Regions from separate parts of the Homo sapiens genome. Here region 2 is linked to region 1. Evidence: read pairs that join two places in POLR2A ChIA-PET (ENCODE). Cell type or tissue: CD4-positive, alpha-beta T cell. All regions are shown on one strand. Each heading gives the region's core, and the rest is flanking DNA. Links, peaks and the distances in the headings are about the cores only.

The links. Peaks named below come from ENCODE experiments on the same cell type or tissue, not always from the same donor. Only the 100,000 strongest peaks of a DNase experiment are listed, where the experiment ranks them.
Region 2: POLR2A ChIA-PET joins it to region 1 with 5 read pairs; 17 of 35 experiments call an interaction of 5 or more read pairs at or near these places.

Annotation. Positions count from the first base shown.
Region 1 is chr5:132,744,595-132,749,958 of GRCh38, forward strand. It overlaps CCNI2 (cyclin I family member 2), which reads left to right and starts at 2,832. Exons shown (of 6, transcript NM_001039780.4): 1 at 2,832-3,330; 2 at 3,753-3,881; 3 at 4,754-4,828. The coding sequence starts at 2,902. RefSeq lists an enhancer at 2,315-2,394 and silencers at 2,485-2,904, 2,915-2,984, 3,005-3,194. In CD4-positive, alpha-beta T cell, for the core only: CTCF peaks have their summits at 2,464 and 2,669; DNase peaks (open chromatin) are centred at 2,447, 2,777 and 3,347; H3K4me3 peaks cover 1,589 bases; H3K27ac peaks cover 234 bases.
Region 2 is chr5:132,811,342-132,816,711 of GRCh38, forward strand. It overlaps SOWAHA (sosondowah ankyrin repeat domain family member A), which reads left to right and starts at 1,961. Exons shown (of 1, transcript NM_175873.6): 1 at 1,961-5,370. The coding sequence starts at 2,281. The coding sequence ends at 3,930. RefSeq lists a silencer at 2,996-3,065 and enhancers at 3,105-3,605, 3,606-4,106. In CD4-positive, alpha-beta T cell, for the core only: no CTCF peak of the experiment used is centred there; DNase peaks (open chromatin) are centred at 2,400 and 2,960; H3K4me3 peaks cover 699 bases; H3K27me3 peaks cover 2,022 bases.

The DNA of each region.
Region 1 (5,364 bases), core at 365-5,364:
TTTCCAGGTAATGCAGGTAACTTAAAACAAAGTATTCTTAATTCTTCCCTCTCATGGCTAGTATCATTATTGTCATTCATTCAACTTATCCATAACCTACAATCATCAAATACATTATTATTATTTTGAATAAATGATTATTAGATCAATTAGGAATAAGAAAAACAAAAGTTTTATTTTACTTTCACTTATTCCTTAAAGTTCTTTCTTTATGTCGAAATTTATGACCTATATCATTTTCCTTCTCTCTGAAAAATTTCTTTTAACATTTCTTGCAAAGCAGGTCTACTGGTGAGAAATACCTTCAATTTTGTTTGTAAAAGTATTTCTCTTTCACTTCTGAAGGATAATTTCACTGAATACAGAATTCTAGGATGGTGGGGGTTTTCTCTCAAAATTTTAAATATTTCACCCCACTCTCTTCTTGCTTGCATGATTTCCGAAGACAAGTCCAATGTGATTCTTATCCTTATCCCACCTTATCTTATTTCCACCTCATCCTACCCAGCTCCTGCTCCCAGCTTTGCTTGCTCTTTCTTTCTTTCTTTCTTTCTTTTTTCTTTTCTTTTCTTTTTTTTGAGATGGAGTCTCCCTCTGTCACCCAGGCTGGAGTGCAGTGGCATGATCTCAGTTTACTGCAACCTCCACCTCTTGGATTCAAGCGATTCTTGTGCCTCAGCCTCCTGAGTAGCGGGGACTACAGACATGTGCCACCACACCTGGCTAATTTTGTATTTTTAGTAGAGACAGGGTTTCACCATATTGGCCAGGCTGGTCTTGAACTCCTGACCTCAAGTGATCCGCCCACCTCAGCCTCCCAAAGTGCTGAGATTACAGGCCAGCTTCTTTTGAGATTTTTTTTTTTTAATCTTGATTTCCTGCAGGCTTTTTTCAACTTTTATTTTAGATTCTGGTATATTGTGCAATGCTGATATTTGGGGTATGAATGATCCTGTCACCCAGGTACTGAGCACAGTACCCCATAGTTATCCAACCCTTGTCCCCTCCTTCCCTCCCCGCTCTGGTAGCCTCCAGTGTCTACTGTTGCCATCTTTACGTCCATGTGTACTCAATGCTCGCTTAAAAGTGAGAGCATGTAGTATATAATTTTCTGTTCCTGTGTTCATTTGCTTGGAATAATAGCTTCCAACTTCATCCATGTTTGCTACAAAGGACATGATTTCATTCTTTTTAATGACTACATAGTATTCCATATTGTATATGTACCACATTTTCTTTATCCAGTCGATCACTGAAGGGCACCTAGGTTGACTCCATGTCTTTGCTACTGTGACTAGTACTGTGATGAACATGCAAATGTATGTGTCTTTATGGTAGAACAATTTATTTTCCTTTTGCGTATATACCCAGTAAAGGGACTGCTGGGTTGAATAGTACTGTTTTAAGTTGTTTGAGAAATCTCTAAACTGCTTTCAACAGTGACTGAACTAATTTACATTACCACCAGCAGTGTATAAGCATTCCCTTTTCCCTGCAGCCTCACCAGCGTCTGTTGGTTTTTGACTTTTTAATAGTAGCCATTCTGATTGGTGTGAGATGCATTACTCTGATGATTAGTGATGTGGAGCATTTTTTCATGTTTGTTGACCACTTGTATATCTCCCTTTGAGAAGTCTATTCATGTCTTTTTGCCTGTTTTTTGATGGGGTTGTTTTTTGCTTGTTTAATTAAATTCCTTACAGATTCTGGATATTAAGACCTTTGTCGAATGCTTACTTTGCTAATACTTTTCTCCCACTCTATAGGTTGTCTGCTGACTCTGTTGATAGTTTCTTTTGATTTTCTACGGTTTAAATAGGAATGTCTAGGTGTAGTTCTTGGCATTTATCTTGCTTAATGTTCTCAGAGCTTCCTAGAATTGTGGTTTGGTGTTTGGCATTAATTTGGAAATATTCATTCTCAGTCGTTATTGTTTCAAATATTTCTTCTGTTCCTCTCTTTCTTGTCCTTCTGGTATTCCCATATATTTTTAATATACATTTAATGTAATGAATTTTTTAAACAAAATATAACTTAGGAGCCAGGTGTGGTGGTGTGCACCTGTAAGTCTCAGCTACTTGAGAAGCTGAGGTTGAGGGTAGCTTGAGTCCAGGAGTTTGAGGTTGTAGTGTGCTGCGATCACACCTGAGAATAGCCACTGCACTCCAGCTTGGGCAACATAGCAAGATCCACCCCTAAAATTTATGTATGTATGTGTATACATATATATGATTTGTATGATTTTCCTTATTATACGTTTATAGCTATATATGTATGTATAGATACATAAACATATATGTATATGAATGAATCACCTTGTGAGGGAGGTATTATCACTTTTTTTTTCGGAGAAGAGGTAGCCAAGGCTCTGAGAGGTCACGACACATGCATGAGATCACACAGCGCGTCTGGAATTCCATTTCAAGCCTGTCTGAGGAGGGCGCTCTCGCTGCTTCTTTACCTGGTCTTGTGTCCCCAAGTGTGTAATGTGAGGTAAGACCCAGGGTCTGTGTCCGGGAGTCCTGGCCCAAGGCGGGCGCAGTCTCCAGCCGCCCCACCCCTGGCTGGGGGCTCTGCTCAGGGAGCACGGCCGGCAGGGGGGAGGAGGCGTGCGCTAGGCAGCAGCGGGGATGGAGGGAAGGGAGGGGGTCCGCCACCCGCCTGTGCGCGCCCAGTCCTGCCGCATCCTGGGTGCGCGCCGCCCACCCGCGGGGCGAGTGCCCAGGAGGCGAGGCGCGGCCCGGTGCGCCAGAGGTAGCTCCACCGCGAGCGTTGTGGGTGGGGCCCGCCGAGCCCGCCTCCCCACCTCCCCCGGCGGCGCCCCAGGCTGCAGTGTTCCGGGAGCTGGGTTATAAAATGCCGGGTTAAGCGGCAACTCAGACTCAGGATCCCGCTCACGACATGGCCTCGGGCGCTCAGCTCCCGCCGCAGCCGTCGAGCTCAGAGGTCAGCGCCGTCCAGAGCCCAGGCGGGCGTCCCGGCGCCGGTCTGGAGGAAACAGCCCTGGGCGTTCCTCTCCCGCCGTCTCCGGGGGAGGCCCCTCTGCCCCGAAGCAACCGGAGCAGGTGCCCTGGGACCCGCCAGCCCGGAGCGGCCTCCCTCCACGCGGCGTCCGCAGCAGTCCCCGTGCGGCCCCGGCGCGGTACGGCGCCAGCCGGGAAAACCGCAGACGCGGTCCCCGCCGCCGCCCCAGAGCAAGCTCCGCGGCCGGCTCCACAGTCCCGCAAGCCGCGCAACCTGGAAGGCGACCTGGACGAGCGCCGGCTGCTCTGCCACTTGCAGCTGGCCCAGGACCGCGAGGCGCGCCTGTGGCGGGGCGGCAAACCCCAGGTACCCGTCGCTGCCGCGTGGCCCTCCTCGCGCGTGCACGGCAGGCGGATGTGGCCTCCACCTGCACCCGCGCTCGGGTGTTCTGAAACTGGAGGCCGGGCCCTTCCCCAGGTGTGGCCCCTCACGAGAGGCACGAGGCTGGATCCACCAGCTTCTCTCTAGGAGGGCGTCTTGCTAGCAGGGCCTTCGGAAGAGGGCCTGTTTGAATCAAGGAACTCAGCCTACGACGAAAAGTGGGCGCGAGGGGTGGGGGTGATGGGTGAGCCGCTGCGCCGGGGGGCGCTTACTCCCAGCGGGCATGCAGAGGAAGGGACTTCTCACTGCCCCACCCCCCGCACCTTAAGCAGGAGGCTCCTGCTGCTGGGGGACCAGGAGTGGCCGCTAGCGACCTTCCTCGCCCCACCTGCTCTTCTTCCTAGCAGGATGAAATCTGCGACGCCTTCGAGGAAGTCGTGCTGTGGCTCCTGCGGCTTCAGAACACCTTTTACTTCTCCCAGTCCACTTTTAACCTGGCCCTCACCATCTTTGGCCGCCTCCTGATTTCAGTGAAGGTAGGGAGGCCTCTGAGGGACGGTGGCAGATGGTGAGAGAAGAAACTAACCTTTGCTCCCCATTCCTGCTTGAGAGGTGAGGGTTTCCAGATGCTCAAAACCAAGGTGTATAAACTAACTTGCTCCGAGTGGAAGAGCTGGTGTTGGAACCTCTCCACATCCTACACTGGCTGTCTCAGGGTCATGTAGTCATCAGGATTGGACTTGGGGAGCGTGAGAGGACCTAGCTGGGAAAGGGCTTCCTGTGTAATGAGGTAGGATGTGCTTGTCTCGACCTGTCGAGGGCAGCTTGAGGCTAGGATGAGACTGGGTTCCCTGAGAAGGTGCCATATTTCCCACCTCCAGTCAGTCCCGAAATGAAGGAATACTGCCCAGTCATCTGCAGTTCTGAAATCAGGAGCATCTTCGTTGGTCAGATCTAAAAACGGCACTAACATTCTGTCTTGTGGAGAAATTGAGCCTTTTAAAAATGGGAAAAAAAAGCTTATTAAAACAAACGGCTGGGCGCAATGGCTCACGCCTGTAATCCCAGCAATTTGGGAGGCCAAGGGGTGTGGATCACTTGAGGTCAGGAGTTGGAGACCATCCTGGCCAGCATGGTGAAACCCTGTCTCTACTAAAAATACAAAAATTAGCCAGGTGTGGTGGCCCGCCCCTATAGTCCTAGCTACTCAGGAGGCTGTGACAGGAGAATCGCTCAAAATCAGGAGGTGGAGGTTGCAGTGAGCCAAGATCATGCCACTGCACTCCAGCCTGGGCAACAGAGTGAGACTCCATGTCAAAAAAGTGTATAAAAGAAAACAAACACAGATGCTTTTCAGTTTGTTTCTGGCATTCATATTCTGCTCAAATGTGTTTGTTCCATACTGCAGGTAAAAGAGAAATACCTGCATTGCGCCACAATTACTTCCTTGAGGCTCGCTGCAAAAGTTAATGAAGAAGAGGAGGTATGCATCCTTGGAAGTCCACACTGGGCTGCACTTGAGGTATAGGGGTGTAACATTGGAGGACTCCAGTTTCCTGATAGGTCTGTGCCCTTAGGTATGGTGGATGTTTTGAAAAAGTCACCAACTTGCCGGCATCTCTGCTATCCCTTCCATCGGCTTGTCAGGCTTTGAGACCCCACAAATGAACAAGTAGAGCAGCTGAACTGTCCTGGCCCACCAAACCTAGAGACCTGAACTCTTGACAGATACATCTGGCCTCACTGGTTGATGACAGATGCTACCTCTCTCTAAACAGGGGCATCTGCTGTTGAGCAAGGAAAAAGGCCTCCCAAACCATGTGACTTAACATCCACCCCAAGCAATTATGTCTAAGAAAGCTGCTTGAGACTTGAGGACTTGGCTGTGTCAATGAAGCTGGTCCTTGGGAACTCTGGGACCCCTGAGAGGGACAGGAGGGCCATGTGCTGGGGGTAAAGTACAAGGGGCCCATGAGCATTTCAGGCATGGCTGGATGGCTGAATTTCACTGTGGCATCT
Region 2 (5,370 bases), core at 228-5,227, 67 kb after region 1:
TGATGCTGTTGCGTGTGATGGTGCGTGCCCTGCGAATTCTACTCCTAGGAGCCTATCCTAAGGAATTACTCAGAAAGGTGCACAAAGTCTTATATATCAACAGCATCATTTATAAGAATTAAAAACTAGAAACAATATAAACAATGAAGAACAAGAAAACAAAGTATAATACTACATTTATTTGATGCTATCATTAAAAGTTGTATGTTTTTGAAGACTAGACTAGCTATTGTCATTGGGAGGAATGCTCACAATATAAAGTGAGGGGGAAATGTTTAAATTGTTTGCATCTTGGGGACAGGGCTGAACTCAGAAATTGCCCCTGGGGATTGGATTGGGGAAAGGGGACCCTTTACATTTTAGTCTTCTGTTTTCCTTTTGAGTAATACTAATAGTAGTGACTATACTACTAATAATAATTCAAATGATTACTGTAAGCCAAGCATTATGCTAAGTCTTTTGTGTTTATTTTCTCACTTAATTCTCTCAACCATCTGAGCAGGTAAGTACTATTTTCCTCATTCCTTTACAGACAAGAAAGCTGAGGCACAGAGAAGTCAAGGCATTTGCCCAAGGTAGAGCCAGAACTCAAGTGTAGAATGTTGACTCCAGAGTCTTGTTTTCTCAGCTACTACAATATGCTGCTTCTGGTTAGATATATTTGTAGTACTGCAATTATTTATTTATTTATGAGACAGGGCTTGCTCTTGTCATCCAGGCTGGAGTGCAGTGGCGCCATCTCAGCTCACTGCAACCTCCACCTCCCGGGTTCAAGCGATTCACCTGCCTCAGCCTCCGGAGTAGCTGGGATTACAGGTGCGTGCCATCACACCCAGCTAATTTTTGTATTTTTAAGTAGAGATGGATTTCACCATGATGGCCAGGCTGGTCTCGAACTCCTGACCTCAGATCATCCGCCCAAGTCAGCCTCCCAAAGTGCTGGGATTAGAGGCGTGAGCCATCGCGCCCGGCCTGCATTTTAAATTAAGGAACTGATTCTACCTCTGCCAGGCAGTTCCCTCAACTAGAAACCTCTTCCCCGTCTACATAACTCCCTGATCTCCTTCAAGTCCTTGTTTAAATGTCACTTTCACAACGAGTACTATCCTGACTGCCCAGATCAAAATTGCAACCTGACCCTCATCCGTTATACCCCGCTGTGCTTTTTTCATAGCATGTATTTAGTATATCATATAGTTTTCGGATTCACCATATGCTTCTGTTCTCCTCCAACACATGAGCCCCACTAGGTCACGGGTTTTTAAATCTGTCTTGCTAACTGACGCATCTTAGCCAAAAAAAAAAAAAAAAAAGTCCTGGCACAAACTACGTGCTCAATACCTATCTGTGGAACAAACGAAGGTTTAAAACCATGGCATGACTCCGCATTGCTTTCTTACTTTAAAGCATAAACATACATACACACATGGGAGACAGGGAGAGGATATTTCAAAATGTTAATGGTGATTTCAAGTGATTTTTTTTCCTTCTTTATGTTTTCCTCTATGTTTTCCTGTTATGTTTATGTTTCCTGTGGTTTTATACCCCAAATTCTACGTGAAAATGTATTCTCTTACCATGAGAAAATTGCTTTTGAAAACGTCTCTCTAAACCTAGAGTAACGTGCATTGCCGCGCAGAGTGAATTGGTTTTGCTGTAAATCTCATGAAGCCGTTTTCCTGCATGAAACACAGTAAAAAAAAAAAAAAACTGGAGTGGTATTGACGACCTTTAAAAAAAAAAGATTGTTCTGAAATCATCGCTTGGTGTTTTGCAGTGGTTAAATGTTTATTAAAGGAATAAAAATCCATTCCTCCTTGGCGGACCGCGGCGTCCCTAGGGAACACACCCACCTAGCAACCGAGACCAGAGCTGGAGCGCTGCGCCTTTAATTCTGGGGCGGGCGGGGGGCGGCGGGAATTTCTGCTCCGGTTCCCTCTGCATCGCGGGGGCAGCTGTCACCTGTAAGGCGAGCGCGGCGCGGGGGATGGAAGCAGGCGCCCATTGGACAGAATACAAAGGCAGAAACCTACCCCGAAGGCCGGGGCCCGGCGGGGCGCTGGGGGTGGGCGCTCCCCGCGGCCCCCGGCGCCCTTCGCCCCGAGACGCCCCGGCCCAGCGGCACTGGCGCGACCGAGGTCCAGCTTCGGGGACACGCCCGGCTGGCCGCGGGGAAGGCACCAGGTGAGCGCGGCCGCGCCTCCCGGAACCCCGCTCCCGCGCGTCCCGCGGCGACGCGGCGCCCACCCGCCCCGGGAGCCAGGAACCCAGGGCCCCACCATGGCGCTGGCCGCCGCCGCCGCCGCTGCGGCTGCCGGGGTGAGCCAGGCGGCGGTGCTGGGCTTCCTGCAGGAGCACGGCGGGAAGGTGCGCAACTCCGAGCTGCTGAGCCGCTTCAAGCCGCTGCTCGATGCCGGCGACCCGCGGGGCCGCGCCGCCCGCAGGGACCGCTTCAAGCAGTTCGTCAACAACGTGGCGGTGGTGAAGGAGCTCGACGGCGTCAAGTTCGTGGTGCTGAGGAAGAAGCCCCGGCCCCCGGAGCCCGAGCCCGCACCCTTCGGCCCCCCGGGGGCAGCGGCCCAGCCGTCGAAACCCACTTCGACGGTCTTGCCGCGGAGCGCCTCTGCCCCGGGAGCTCCGCCCTTGGTCCGGGTGCCGCGGCCAGTGGAGCCGCCAGGGGACCTGGGTCTGCCAACAGAGCCACAGGACACCCCGGGGGGGCCGGCCTCCGAGCCCGCTCAGCCGCCCGGGGAGCGGTCCGCCGACCCACCGCTTCCAGCCCTTGAGCTAGCCCAGGCCACCGAGAGACCCTCCGCAGACGCGGCCCCACCGCCTAGGGCCCCTTCTGAGGCGGCATCGCCCTGCTCTGATCCGCCAGACGCGGAGCCCGGGCCCGGGGCAGCGAAAGGGCCGCCGCAGCAGAAGCCCTGTATGCTGCCGGTGCGCTGCGTCCCGGCCCCCGCCACGCTCCGCCTCCGGGCGGAGGAGCCCGGCCTGCGCCGGCAGCTGTCGGAGGAGCCGAGCCCGCGGAGCTCCCCTCTGCTGCTGAGGCGGCTCTCGGTGGAAGAGTCCGGTCTGGGCCTCGGCCTGGGCCCGGGCCGCTCCCCGCACCTGAGGCGCCTGTCGCGCGCCGGCCCGCGTCTGCTGAGCCCTGACGCCGAGGAGTTGCCCGCCGCGCCGCCGCCGTCCGCGGTGCCCCTGGAGCCGTCCGAGCACGAGTGGCTCGTGCGGACTGCCGGGGGCCGCTGGACCCACCAGCTGCACGGGCTGCTGCTGCGCGACCGCGGCTTGGCGGCCAAGCGCGACTTCATGTCTGGCTTCACGGCCCTGCATTGGGCCGCCAAGAGCGGCGACGGCGAGATGGCGCTGCAGCTGGTGGAGGTCGCGCGGCGCAGTGGCGCACCAGTCGACGTGAACGCACGCTCCCACGGCGGCTACACGCCGCTGCACCTGGCTGCACTGCACGGCCACGAGGACGCTGCCGTGCTGCTGGTGGTGCGTCTGGGTGCCCAGGTGCACGTGCGTGATCACAGCGGGCGTCGCGCCTACCAGTACCTGCGGCCCGGCTCCTCGTACGCGCTGCGCCGCCTTCTTGGCGATCCAGGCCTGCGAGGCACCACGGAGCCAGATGCGACCGGTGGTGGAAGTGGCAGTCTTGCTGCCAGGCGCCCCGTACAGGTGGCCGCCACCATCCTCAGTTCCACCACCAGTGCATTTCTGGGCGTCCTGGCTGACGACCTCATGCTCCAGGACCTGGCCCGAGGCTTGAAGAAGTCGAGCTCCTTCAGCAAGTTCTTGAGCGCCTCGCCCATGGCTCCACGTAAAAAGACAAAGATCCGCGGTGGTCTGCCAGCCTTCTCAGAAATCTCTCGTCGACCTACTCCGGGGCCTTTAGCTGGTCTAGTGCCCAGTTTGCCTCCAACAACCTGAAGGTCCCTGGGGCTACCACCTGGTTGATCTATCGTGGCCTGCTCGTCGCAGTCCAAACCCGCCCAAGACTGCAGCCCAATCAACGCCTGGAGCCTCATTCTGTTTCCAGCTTTGTCCAGGGCAGCCTGTTTTACCCAGATGGGCCTGCACCTCCAGCTTCTTTCTGAAGCATGACCCATCTCCAGAGATGGGATTTGAGAAATCAGTGAGAGCTTCCTATAAAGAACTCCAGGAGACAGGCCTGAACTCTAGAGGGAACTTGAAATCCAGGGTCAAAGGTTAAGGGGCAGCAGCTGGTCTGGCCCCTGAAAGCCTTCACCTGATGCCTCTGCAGCTACACAATCCCAAGACAGAGCTAGAGCAAGGGTCTCTTTAAATGTTGAAAGATGTTAGGTTGTCAGCTTTAAGATATGTGGTGGTTTTGTAATTTGATGCTTTTATTCTGTTTTTAAATTGAAATGAGGTAATGCAACTTTCGTAATAACCTTTTGGAATTATATTTTTCCACTTTTAGGCAAAGTGCTTAGACATTTTCAATTTTTTTTTTGCTAAATACTTTGGAATTCTATTTAAAAAATAGATGATCAAGATCTAAAGGAAATTAATCCCAACCAACAAACTTAAAAGTTTATCTACCTCGTTTTAGGCAATCAAGATTCTGGAGAGTCTTGAACACAGAATAACGATTGTGACCATTATGAATGTAACTAATTTCAGTTGTACTGTGAATGCTAAATATTTGCAAACAAGTACATCTTGAAAGTAAAGGTGACTTAGAGAAAAGAGACATTTTGACAGATACTTTTAATTTGTGGTTGTCTCCATCATGAAATAGAAACGTGTTTGGCACTTGTGGGTGGCTATTTTGATTTGGCATGACTACTTAATTTTTTAAAAAAATTGTGGTTTGTGAATTGCACCTTTGTGCCATGTTTCTGAATCTGGTTTTCAAATCCAGTGGAGCCTTTCAGTGAAATAGGTGACTATTAAAAAAGTAATAGTATTACAGAAAAATGAGCGATTAAATAGTAATGGATACAATTAAGGAGCAACTATTTTATATGACTGTTCTGTACAAACAAAAAGTATGTAATACCCATTTTAAAAAACCATTTGAAAGTAGACAACTTATTCCAAAATAGCAAATGCAGAATCTCTGCTCAGTGAGCTTGGATGAGTGGCTTAACTTCTCTGGGCCTTTGTTCCTATCTGTAAATGAGAAAGTTTGTAGATATTGCCAAGATTTCCCAGGCTCAATACAGTGTAATTATTTTATGTTTTAAAGATATGAAATCTGTTTACTCAACCAATTTTTTAAATGTCATATTGTGATAATGCTCTGCTTTTGCAAATTGTGTTTGCATGTCATTAGTTATATCAAATAGTTTTGTGGCATGGGGTAGTGGAGCTTCCCTCCCCACCCCCATATGTATCAGTGAA